Regions from separate parts of the Homo sapiens genome. Here all the other regions are linked to region 3. The links are chromatin contacts, found by Hi-C or POLR2A ChIA-PET in ENCODE. All regions are on one chromosome and are shown on one strand. Each heading gives the region's core, a stretch centred on a gene start or an enhancer-like site at or near the end of the contact. The rest is flanking DNA. Distances are from core to core; before and after follow the strand shown.

Evidence for each region. A loop is a pair of places that touch in the nucleus more often than their neighbours do. ChIA-PET counts read pairs that join two places held with the same protein, here RNA polymerase II (POLR2A). Pooled maps may share reads with other maps.
Region 1: a pooled map shows a loop between it and region 3 (4-fold over the local background). The contact joins two enhancer-like sites. A Hi-C loop is called at or near these places in 5 of 50 pooled maps. POLR2A ChIA-PET finds 5 or more read pairs at or near these places in 3 of 52 experiments (CD8-positive, alpha-beta T cell, activated naive CD4-positive, alpha-beta T cell and activated naive CD8-positive, alpha-beta T cell).
Region 2: a loop to region 3 is called in a map with no recorded cell type, with 2.3 times the contacts of the local background. The contact joins two enhancer-like sites. A Hi-C loop is called at or near these places in 2 of 168 maps with a recorded cell type or tissue (CD4-positive, alpha-beta T cell and OCI-LY7), 1 of 37 single-sample maps with no recorded cell type and 6 of 50 pooled maps. POLR2A ChIA-PET finds 5 or more read pairs at or near these places in 1 of 52 experiments (CD8-positive, alpha-beta memory T cell).

What each region holds. Positions count from the first base shown.
Region 1 is chr17:83,198,819-83,202,229 of GRCh38, forward strand. All of the region lies in intron 2 of LOC101929650 (a long non-coding RNA gene), which reads left to right. LOC105371948 (a long non-coding RNA gene) reads left to right here. Exons shown (of 3, transcript XR_933965.3): 3 at 985-1,168. Among named protein-coding and RNA genes, the nearest start is that of METRNL, 120 kb to the left of the region's middle. Within about 2 kb of position 1,678, at least 30 of the 41 ENCODE cell types and tissues checked have a DNase peak (open chromatin) inside an H3K27ac peak, as active enhancers do.
Region 2 is chr17:82,785,746-82,789,453 of GRCh38, forward strand. All of the region lies in intron 7 of TBCD (tubulin folding cofactor D), which reads left to right. Among named protein-coding and RNA genes, the nearest start is that of TBCD, 36 kb to the left of the region's middle. RefSeq lists an enhancer at 1,768-1,817. Within about 2 kb of position 1,831, at least 6 of the 41 ENCODE cell types and tissues checked have a DNase peak (open chromatin) inside an H3K27ac peak, as active enhancers do.
Region 3 is chr17:82,983,993-82,987,529 of GRCh38, forward strand. All of the region lies in intron 6 of QTGAL (queuosine-tRNA galactosyltransferase), which reads right to left. Among named protein-coding and RNA genes, the nearest start is that of QTGAL, 66 kb to the right of the region's middle. RefSeq lists enhancers at 215-716, 2,121-2,415. Within about 2 kb of position 2,224, at least 4 of the 41 ENCODE cell types and tissues checked have a DNase peak (open chromatin) inside an H3K27ac peak, as active enhancers do.

The DNA.
Region 1 (3,411 bases), core at 428-2,927, 210 kb after region 3:
TGACAGCACCCCACTTCCTACTCTGTGGGCAGGTAACACCTGCGTGCTCTGAGAAGGGGAAAACATCTCCACCCTCCCCAGAGGCCTGCACGGCCGGAGGTCACAGTGAGGCGGCCACACGCCCCGGGCTCTTGCTCCGAGGGGACGCTGTCCCAACAAGAGGCCCCCTCACAGTCTGTCCTGACCCTGGCTCTGTGGCCCCTCCTTCTCCTTGATCAGGCCCCTCCCGGGTCTACCGGGATCTCTGGCTGCCCCCCGACCCCCTGCTGCAGCCCCAACCCTAGGTCTCCACAAAGACTTCGGGATGCCCCGTGAGCCCCTGGGTCCTGGACCCCTCTTCCTCCTCCAGCCCCTCCTCTCCCAGCTGCTCCTGGCTGCCCTTTAATTGCTCAGAGCTGTTCAGCAACCTGGCGCGTAGCTGGTACATAAGTGGCTGTTGGTTGGAGTCAAGTGAGTGATGGGGAGATGCTAAGAAGAGTGAAAGAAGCCTCGGCACCCGCCGGGAGCAGGTGCTGGGGGTGTGAGTGCCGCTGAATGAACGCGTCCTGGGACGGGATCCTGAAGCCCACCCTCCCGCCGGGCCCCCACAACCCAGAGCGCACACCAAACTTTCTACGTGTCTTTCCCGGTCAGCCTGAGCCCAAACCACCCATGTCCCTGAGCTTGTCCTTGTCTGAAAGAGGAGGGAAGTGTCTGTGTCCTCAGGAGCCCCTGGCCTTAAAGATAGGCACCCTGGCTCTGGCAGGCAGGTGGCCCCTGGCAGCCTCGCCCACGCCCGCGGTGACTAGCTCTCGGGCAAGCGATGCAAGTGCAGAAACCAGCTCTGTGTGGTCAGTGCCCCGGAGCTGCAGCGGCAGCAGAGGTCGGAACACCTTCCTCTGTGGGCACGCCACGGAAATTTAAAGACACAGGGTGCTCTTTCGCAAACTGGGCTCGTTGATTCTACAGGAGAAGGTAACTATTATTGAGTTTCTTCTTTTTCAGAATGAGTGGCATCCAAACCTGACTCATATTTCCAACTTTATTAATTTTTGCAAGACTTCGGAGGGTGCTCTGTGGCGATTAATATTGCTGAGCTGAGCACAGCTGCAGTACTTTCCTGTAAAACTGACTAAAGGAGAAGTTGGTGTCTTCCTCATACAAGAAATACATAAATCAGTTAAAAATAGTTCTCCGAGCGGATATGATGATGTCGTGGCCGTCACAGGAAACACATGAATCAGCCTCATCCTCAGTTCCAGGGAAGTGGGGACAGTCGGTGGTCCTTGGACCCCTCTTGGGGCGCGTGGGTGAGGCAGGGTCCCTCTGGCTTTACCTCATACCCGGACTGGCAAAGCTGCCTGGGAGGACAACTAAAACCATGCTCCTTTGATTCTGTGGACATTGCTAATTGCTGGGCGTTCATTTCTTGAATTCAGACCTTCTCATGAACCAGAGGAGCTGGCTCAGAAAAATGCCGGTGACGCATGGGCCTGAACTGGTCAGTGCAGCTCAGAGATGCTCGCCGTGGGGGACGTGCAGTTTGCCTGTGGGCCAGTTGTCCACCCGTCACCGTTACCCCGCTGAGGAAGCTGTGGGTGCCACCCAGAGAGCTTGGGTACAACACGGTCTCTGCTTTACTCATAAAAAGCCAAGACCTATGTGGTCATGGAGCGTTAAAACAGAAATTTCACACCACGCCGTACGGTCCCCGAGGCCAGGGTGTTGGCACATTTCACATCCAGGAGGTGCCGTCGCTGTCACTGGCTCAGCAAAGCCAGTGCCGAAGCCACTGCAACTGCCTGAGGCCCAGCGGTGGCTGGGAGCCAATTGGTGTCACTCGGTTACCACAGGGAAGGAGACGTGGCTGTAGAGGCTTGTCGCAGGTCACAGAGAAGGGACTTTTGGGCTCCAGGCCTAGTGGGTTCGAGTCAGCACGGTGTCTTCCCCGACACCAAACCCAAGGACCCTCAGCACTTCCTGACCTCAGGTTTCTATTTCTAGGGTGGGGAGTAGAGGTGAAGGGAAGCAAAGTCAGAGTTGAATATAAAGCTCCAGAAAAACTCAGCTCAGAATTGACTAGAGGGTTGAGAGCCTGAGATCCCTAAGGGGACATGTCAACCCAGGGCAGCCGCTGAGGGAGACTGACATGGTTTCCATGGTCCTTCCACTGGGCTGGGGCCCTCCCTGGGGAGTCTGTGCTGGGCTGGACCTTCTTCCCTGCCAGTGGCCTCTCCTGGCTGGTTGGGGAGCTCCGGGGGAGCAGACGGCAAGAGTCTTGTTTGGAAACATGCCCTTCCCAGGAAATCCCCAAAACAAAACCTGAGAAGATCTCCTGGAAGCTCAAAAGCAATTTTCTTTTCATATGTCGGGCCAATAAGAGTTAATTTCACCCAGTTTCTATATTTTCATGGGTCCTTAGAAGCTTTCTGACCCTGTGCCCTGAGACTTAGGGTCTGATGGCTGAAGGAACCTTGGTCCCAGGTCCCTCTCCTGTGGAGGGGCCGTCAGAGGGAGAGAAGAGCTCGCCCTGGTTCACTTGGCCTGTCCTGAAAGAGAACCAGGAGGGAGAGCAGCCTAGCATGGGTGCACACAAGCATATGTACAAACATGTGCTAGGGCAACTCACACACGTCCACATGCATGCACATACACACATGCCCACACCCATGCACACTTATGTGTGCACACAGATTCAGACTGTACCTGTACACTTCCACACTTCCACATGCATGCACATACACACATGCCCACACCCATGCACACTTGTGTGTGCACACACAGATTCAGACTGTACCTGTACACTTACTTCCACATGCATGCACATACATGTCCACGCCCATGCACACTTGTATGTGCTTGCACAGATTCACACGTGTACATGCACACACACATTAGCATGTCCTTGCATATGCACACATACACACATCTGACTTCACATTACATACACACATGTACATGCACATACATGACACACATGGCTCGAACTGGAGGGGAGGGTCCCAGTTGCTCCCCTCGCCTGACCATCTAGTAAGTGTTGTGCCCCATGCTGCCCCATCCTGGGCTCCTGGCCAGGCTCTAAGATTAACTAGAGAGGCTCTGTCCCTAAGAAAGGTCATGCACTTCAGGGTAGGTAAGGTGGACAGGCAAGGCCTGGTGACCTCGGCCCATCCTTGTGCCTCCAGAAGCCGTAACTCACCTCAAAGAGGTTTTCCTGCTGGAGGGAACTATCTCTGAGCAACAGGGGCAGACTTCACAGCTCAGGCGCCCTCCTGAAGGTAAGAGGCACTGGGCTCGCCTATCAAAGACACTCTCCTGTCCCCGCAGGTTCCCATATGTCCCATCAGGGAGCTGGGCTCCAAAGTCTCCCGCCCTGCTTCTCCTAGAGAATGCAAAGGCTGCCTCTCTTCCCTCCCAGTGTAACCTGACCCT
Region 2 (3,708 bases), core at 581-3,080, 200 kb before region 3:
GGGGGGTCCATGCTGTGTGACTGGGACCACTGGATCCCGCCCATCGCAGCGGGAGGGGGGTCCATGCTGTGTGACTGGGACCACTGGACCCGACCCATCGCAGCGGGAGGGGGGTCCATGCTGTGTGACTGGGACCACTGGACCCGACCCATCGCAGTGGGAGGGGGTCCATGCTGTGACTGGGACCACCTGGCCTGAGGTTGGACTGGTGAAATGACAATGTTGGCACCTACATGTGTGTCAGGATCCATGTGGATATGTCCCGCACACCTGCTTCTTGGAATATTGTGTAAGCAGCTCTTCAGCTTCACGGCCTTCATGATCGTGTTCTGGGTGGGGAAGAATTAACCAGCCTACCAGCCCGTGGGGCCAAAGCAGTGTCCTTATAATCATCTGCACCTGGAACCAGGTGGCGATCCCACCGTAGAACCTGTGGCTCACAGGATCTGAGGTGGCTTCGAGGGCTTCTCTGCCCTCTAGGATTCCCTCATCCTTAGAAATTTAACCTTAATGAAATCCCTAATAAAACTCAGTGCTGTGGGGGAAAAACATCTCAGGTCAGGGGAGCAAATGGGAGGTCTAACAGGATGTGACCAGAGCTGGTTGTCTCCAATGGCTCTGCCCCGAGTGTGGTGCCTCTGCAGGGGAGGCCGTTAGCCCTGCCCCGAGTGTGGGTGCTGCTTTGGGAGGGGAGGCAAATTTGATCTCTGTCCGGTCTCTTAACGGGCTTCTAGGGGTCTCCTGCAGCTCTCGTCAGCCTGGCCTGGGAGCCTCCCCTCCTCTGCCGTCCCCACCCCATGCTGTTGGGTCAGCAGGATATCCCAGCCTTGGGGCTGGAGCCAGCTGTGGCTGCCCAGGGACTTGCAGGCAGGTGAGGCGTGCCACCTTCTGGCCAGGCTGGCTGTGGGAGAGGCAGCCTCCTGGTGAGGGGCTGTGGGCCACTGCGTTCAGGCTGCCTTGGAGGGCTCCACGGTGTCCCCTGGGTGCAGGGCTCCGAGTCCTTCTCGGCTTGGGAGGGTCTTGTGGCCACATGTGTCTAGTTCTGCAGTTTCTTTGTTGTGGGTTCGGTTCTTTACTTTTTTTTTTTTTTTTTTTGATGATCTTGTTGGTTTTCTCTAGATTGTTCCCAAGTTTTCTGTTCTTCCATCCCAAGTGGGAGACACGTGTTGCACAGCCTGCATTTGGAATACCCAGAGGGTGGGTGGGCGGGACGGCTCGCTGCCCCATTCCCCTCCTAGCTGCTGGGACAGGTGGGAATTCCTGTAGCAAAGTCAAACCAGCCAGGAGTGGGGAAGTGCTTTTTATTTTGACATCTCCAAGTTCCACGTTGAGGTGGAGAGACATTCGTTTTTCCCCTTCCTCCCGAGGTGTAAAACGGTCTTCTCAAAGGCTTAGGAGAGCCGAGCCCTGTGCCACCCCCCGGCATATGCTGGCAAAGAGTGAGGCGTGCTGTCCTGCCGTTTAGGGCAGAGCACCCAGGCGGTTTGGCAGCAGCACCTCAGAACTATTCAGAGATTTGCCCTCAGCAAGAGTGAGCAATTGTCTGACGCAGCCGGCTGAAATCCCTGGGAAGGGAATGAATGAAACTGCCGTGAAGCAACGCCTGGCGGGGCCGGGCTTCTGGCAGCTCCTGGGGCCAGCACGTCCCTTCCAGAGCGTCTGAAGCCCTGGGCGGCTGCTGGAGCATCTCGAGTCTTTCCAGAGTCATGTGTGTTGTTTCCTTCTGTCTCTTGGAAGGGTCCGTTTGGTCTGATCCAGGTTGCCTCAGCAGGAGGAAGTCGTGCTGGGTGCTGAGCGGGTGGGAGGTTTCACCTTGGGCTTGGCAGAGCTGCAGGCAGAGGCCGGGCGCCTGCTGTACATGATGAAACTTGCAGGTGGATTCTGCTTAGGGTTTCATCTGTTTCCTTTGATGCACTTGGCTTCATTGTCATCCACCTGTTCATTACTGTGGGCGAAACAGGTGAACTCTCAACAAGTACCATCGAAACCAGGATTTGATCTTCATTTCCCTCGAAGCGTAGTTCCCTTGCAGTGAGGGTTTTTAACTCCTGTGGGAGGGAAGCAAGTGTTTGGCAATGTAATTTCCCTGGAAGGCCCCTGTACTTCAGCTTTAAAAACACGCTTTGGTTTAGTCCCAATTTAAGCATTAAGATTAATGCAAATTGAGGAAATTCAAGGAAGGAGAAAAACACATTAAAAATGGAAAATGGGCTGGGCACAGTGGCTCATGCCGGTAATCCCAGCGCTTTGGGAGGCCGAGGCAGGTGGATCACTTGAGGCCAGGAGTTTGATACCAGCCTGGCCAACATGGTGAAACCCTGTCTCTACTAAAAATACAAAAAATTAGTTGGGCATGGTGGTGCGCGCCTGTAATCCCAGCTACTTGGGAGGCTGAGGCAGGAAAATCGCTTGAACCCGGGAGGTGGAGGTTGCAGTGAGCCGACATGGCGCCACTGCATTCCAGCCTGGGCAACAGAGCAAGACTCCATCTAAAAAAAAATTTACAAAAAGGAAAATGGCTGTCATTTCATGTGTGACTCTGCTTGCTGATTGATAGTTGTGCTCTCTTGGTTTCTAGTGCTCTGATTGGAAGATTGTCGACTGTGTGGAGTGGGTTTCTCCCTGTGTGTTCTCACAATGGCTGGGAGGCGGCGGCGGGGCTGGGGGACTCGGACTGCGAGACGGGGCTGTTGACTATGAAAGTGGTAATAGGATGCTCTTCCCCTTATCGGCTGTTAGGCTCGAGTCTCCCCTTTGCAGTGCGGTTTCTTTTTATTTTTATCATTGACAAAAGCACAACTCTTGTTAAAGGATAAAATAGTCACACACAACAGCATTAAAAACCAAGAAAGCCAAAGAACGCTGGCACTGTCAGCCTCACTCCCAGCTCCCGCTCGGCCCTTGTGAAGAGAGGTGCTGAAGCCACTCTGCTTTTTTATAGTTAATAAAAGCAGCCAGGTCCCCAAGTAGGAGTGGTTGTGGCCAAGAGTGTGTGGGCCGGGAACCAGGGCTTGAGCTGCTGTGAGCTGTGCCCAGGCCCTTTGCTGACTCCGTCTCTCCTGTGACCTGAGGCCAGGGTGAGCACCAGCGCCCGCCCCACCTGGGAGGGAAGCAGCAGACCTCTCACCGCAGAGGCTGGTGTGAGGCTAATTAGCACAGTCAGTCTTTGAAGATGAAAGAAGACAGCTGATTATCTAAAACATTTCACATTTAGGCTTTGATTTCTCTTCAGATTTGGGGAACAGCACCCTACTGTTTCATTTAGGGTTCAGTGTGGCCAGAGGAAGATGACCCACGTGGTCCTTTTTAGTTGTAGTGCTCTCTTGGGGCAAGGTTTTGGATGGAGAAAATAGGACAAGAGCAGTTTGAATGTGGGTACTTTCCAGAGATCATGCTCCTGTAGCATTTGGGTGAAACGAGGTACCCCAGGCCACGCTGGTTCGGTCTCCTCGTGGCGTTAAGGAAAGACCTGGAGCAGCCAGCTCCTAACACTCATTTCCCATCACTCAGCATTTTATGTGGGGCGGGCACAGTGCCGTGAGTCTTACAGAAACCTGCATGGTGAGCCGCACGCCTTTGAGTCCCCATCAGCCCTGGCCCATCCCTGCTGAGGTGGCGCGACCTGCTCACAGACGTGTGCTCACAGGCAGCCCGTCGCGGGGTCATGTGCTAGACGGGGAGGGGGCTTGGCGGGTCACCAGCCTCACC
Region 3 (3,537 bases), core at 974-3,473:
AGGGGAGAGGCCACGTGAGGACGTGGGGGAGGGGAGAGGCCACGTGAGCACACAGGAGAGAGGCCATATGATCACGCAGGGGAGAGGCCACGTGAGCACACGGGGGAGAGATCATGTGAGCACATGGGGGAGAGGCCACGTGAGGACGTGGGGGAGGGGAGAGGCCACGTGAGCACACAGAAGAGAGGCCATATGATCACGCAGGGGAGAGGCCACATGAGGACGTGGGGGAGGGGAGAGGCCACGTGAGCACACAGGAGGCCATATGATCACGCAGGGGAGAGGCCACGTGAGCACACGGGGGAGAGGCCATGTGAGGATGTGGGGGAGAGGCCACGTGAGCACACGGGGAGAGGCCACAGAAGGACGCAGGGAGAGGCCACGTGATTATGCAGGGGAGAGGCCATGTGAGCACACAGGGAGAGGCCACAGGAGGACGCAGGGAGAGGCCACAGGAGGATGCAGGGAGAGACCACGTGATTATGCAGGGGAGAGGCCACAGGAGGACGCAGGGAGAGGCCACAGGAGGATGCAGGGAGAGACCACGTGATTATGCAGGGGAGAGGCCATGTGAGCACACAGGGAGAGGCTACAGGGTCGTGCAGGGAAAGGGTGCCATCTGCAAGCCACAGAGAGGCATGAGGAGGAACCCACCCTGCCAGCAGCCTGAGCTTGGACCTCCAGACCCAAGAACTTTAAGAACACAAATGTCTGTTGTTTAAGCTGCCCTGTCTGTAGTGTTCCTTTATGGGGGCCTGAGCTGGGACGGCGGGGAAGCAGGGATCCCCCCAGGAGACGTGCAGGGCAGCAGGGGTCCGCGTCACACCACTGTCTGCCTTCCCTTCTTGGTGAGTGCGGCCCACCCCGGGTAGCTAGAGCAGGAGCATGCATCTCAGCCCTGTCCACTTCCTTCAAGCTGCCAGGACCTCTGAGTCCCCTTCGTGGCCCTGCTGGGACCCCCTCCCTCGAGTTTCCAGAAGGGCCCAAGGCAACCTGGGAAGCCGGGTGGCGGTTCTGCCCATGCCTCCCCTTTGGGCCTCCCTGGAATCAGGAGATGCAGCCCCCTGGGGAAGGGACAGAAGGTACAAAGAGGGCCTGTCTCAGACAGGGGCGCTTTCAGGCAGGCACCACCCCAGGCCACTGGCATAGACAACTTTCACCTTTCGGTTTGTTTAGAATTAGCAGTGTTAATTTTACACAGCTCTGATTTAACGTTGTATGTGGTGACTATCCCATCAGGCATGTCAAACAGACACATCAAAAGTCAAATCAAAATATGCCACTTCCCACATCACAAATGTGACTCAGACAATGAACATAAAACTTGACTTGGTGGCTGAGTTACCTTATTAAAATAGTTGGAAGTGATTTCTGTTAATGTAACAGCTGAGAAATGGTTTAAATGAGATCTCTTCTTTGAACTTCACACGTTAATTCCCACTAACTTGCTAAAGGAAAATTCTATCTAAGAGGACCTACCTGATTTATTTGTTATGACTGGGTCTTCATGTTACCCCTCGATTCGGAACATGAATTTCTGGTTCAAACTGTGCCTCCTCCACTTCAATTACATCCTTGGTGTTTAGTGGCACCGTTTTCACGTGACTCCTGCTACCCAAGAATCAAAAGCAGCAGAAGCCCGTGCTCAGCAGGTCCTGAGGCTGCGGCGACCCCACGCCTCCCACTGCCCTAATACGCGGGACTGAATCTCCAAAGAGGAAAACCAAAATCAGGAGCCCAGGGTTGATCGGAGGCCAAAAGCTTCCACAATGAATATGGAATTTTTACTTCCCAGTTAAGAAGAAGAGAGGCCTTACGAGGTTTTCCATTTCCCTGCCCCGTGAGACAGCTGGCATTCTTTAAGAAAAGCATTAAAAATCATCGTGTATTCCAGGAAAGTGTGTGTCCCTGAAGAAGTGGCACATCCCAGAATCTCTGAACTCTGGTGATGGGAGGACCCAGGAGGGCTCCTCAGGAGGGTCCGGGCCTGTTCTCTGTGCACTCCAAGTGCTGAGTGCCTGGGATCAAAGCCCTCATGCTGTCTTCAGGAGCCCTGCTCAGAAACCTGACACCGGGCCAGGAGCTCAGGGCGAGGGACTCTGCACACCCTTTCAACGTGGGGGACCCTCTCCGCTTCCCAGCCAGGAAGCTGCACCAGACACTCACAAAGGTGACTTTGTGCCCGTGAACTCGGCTGCAGCCCACAGTTTGGGCTTGCTGCCGCCGGTGCAGACAGGAAATAGCTGCTCTGCGGCAGCCCGACCCCGTGGCCACAGAGCAGCCTCTGTTCCTTGGTAATCGTCAACATCTGGCAGGCACCTCCACGCCCCTCCGCCCCCACCATACGCTGCTGGCTGGAGGCTCCCGTGCAATGCCAGGTGTGTTGGGAGAGGACAGGCTATACCCACAAGCTGGGCTGGAAGTAAGGAAATCGCTTTAAAAGCAGGAAAACAAATTCGCTTCCCCACGCTTTAACCACTGGTACCTGTAAGAGGCCATCAATGGAATATTCATCTTCTCCAAATGTAAAAAGTAAATCTAAATGGAAGAAGGTCTTTTTCTTCCCCCGCTTTTCCGCGTGACACAGGATGTTATGGAATAGAACTTGAAAGCTGGTGAAGCAGATTTGATGCGGAAAGCAAAGCTCATCAAGGAACCCTGATCACTGTGAACTCACTTAATGGAATAGTTGATGCCGTCATCATAAACAGCACCAACGTTAGAAGCCAGTGATCCTTATACTAAGGTTTCAGTTTTACTGCAGATCAAAATTACATTTTCAAAATTCAGAAAGCATTTCATTACATGGTGCGATCACAAGAAATCCGTAATGTTGGGGCGTATTACTCCCACAACCTCGCTATTAGAGGTGGACGTCCTGGCACCCCTCATGGGGTGCAGAGCACCTTTCTCCTCTTGGACTGAGGTGTGCAGCTGGCTGCCCCCGCTCCTCCCTGTCCCACTAACCTGACCATACCCCCACGAGGCAGAGTGCCTTTCTCCTGCCCTGGAGTGGGGCTGACACAGTCTCGAACACCATAATCCAGGATGTTGAAATCCTGAAAGATCAAAATCCCTAAAGTCTAAAATCCCCCAAATCACAATCCTGAAAAATGTAGTTCTTGAAAAAATAATTTTAAAAATTCTTTACCCCATTTACCCTAATATAGTTATTACACTTTGCATGCCTTTATCAAAATATCTCATGTGCTCCATAATTATATACACCTACTATGTGTCCATAAAAATTTAAAAAATTCTTTATCTCAAATGTTAGCGAGAAAAAGGAAAAAATAAATAATGATTTGAAAGACATTTGCTTACAATTTTAAAAAGAAGACTTATTTGAGAAATGTACAAAAACATGACAGCATGCTTCATAGGCCACTTTACACAATAAAACAGACAATACTAACACACACATTTTTACAAGCATAAACACTCAAGTACACTAATGACAGTCACATGGGTATAACGGTTAATGAGCAGATGAACCGTATTCATAAAGAAATAGCTCCTGTCATCTGAAATATTCTG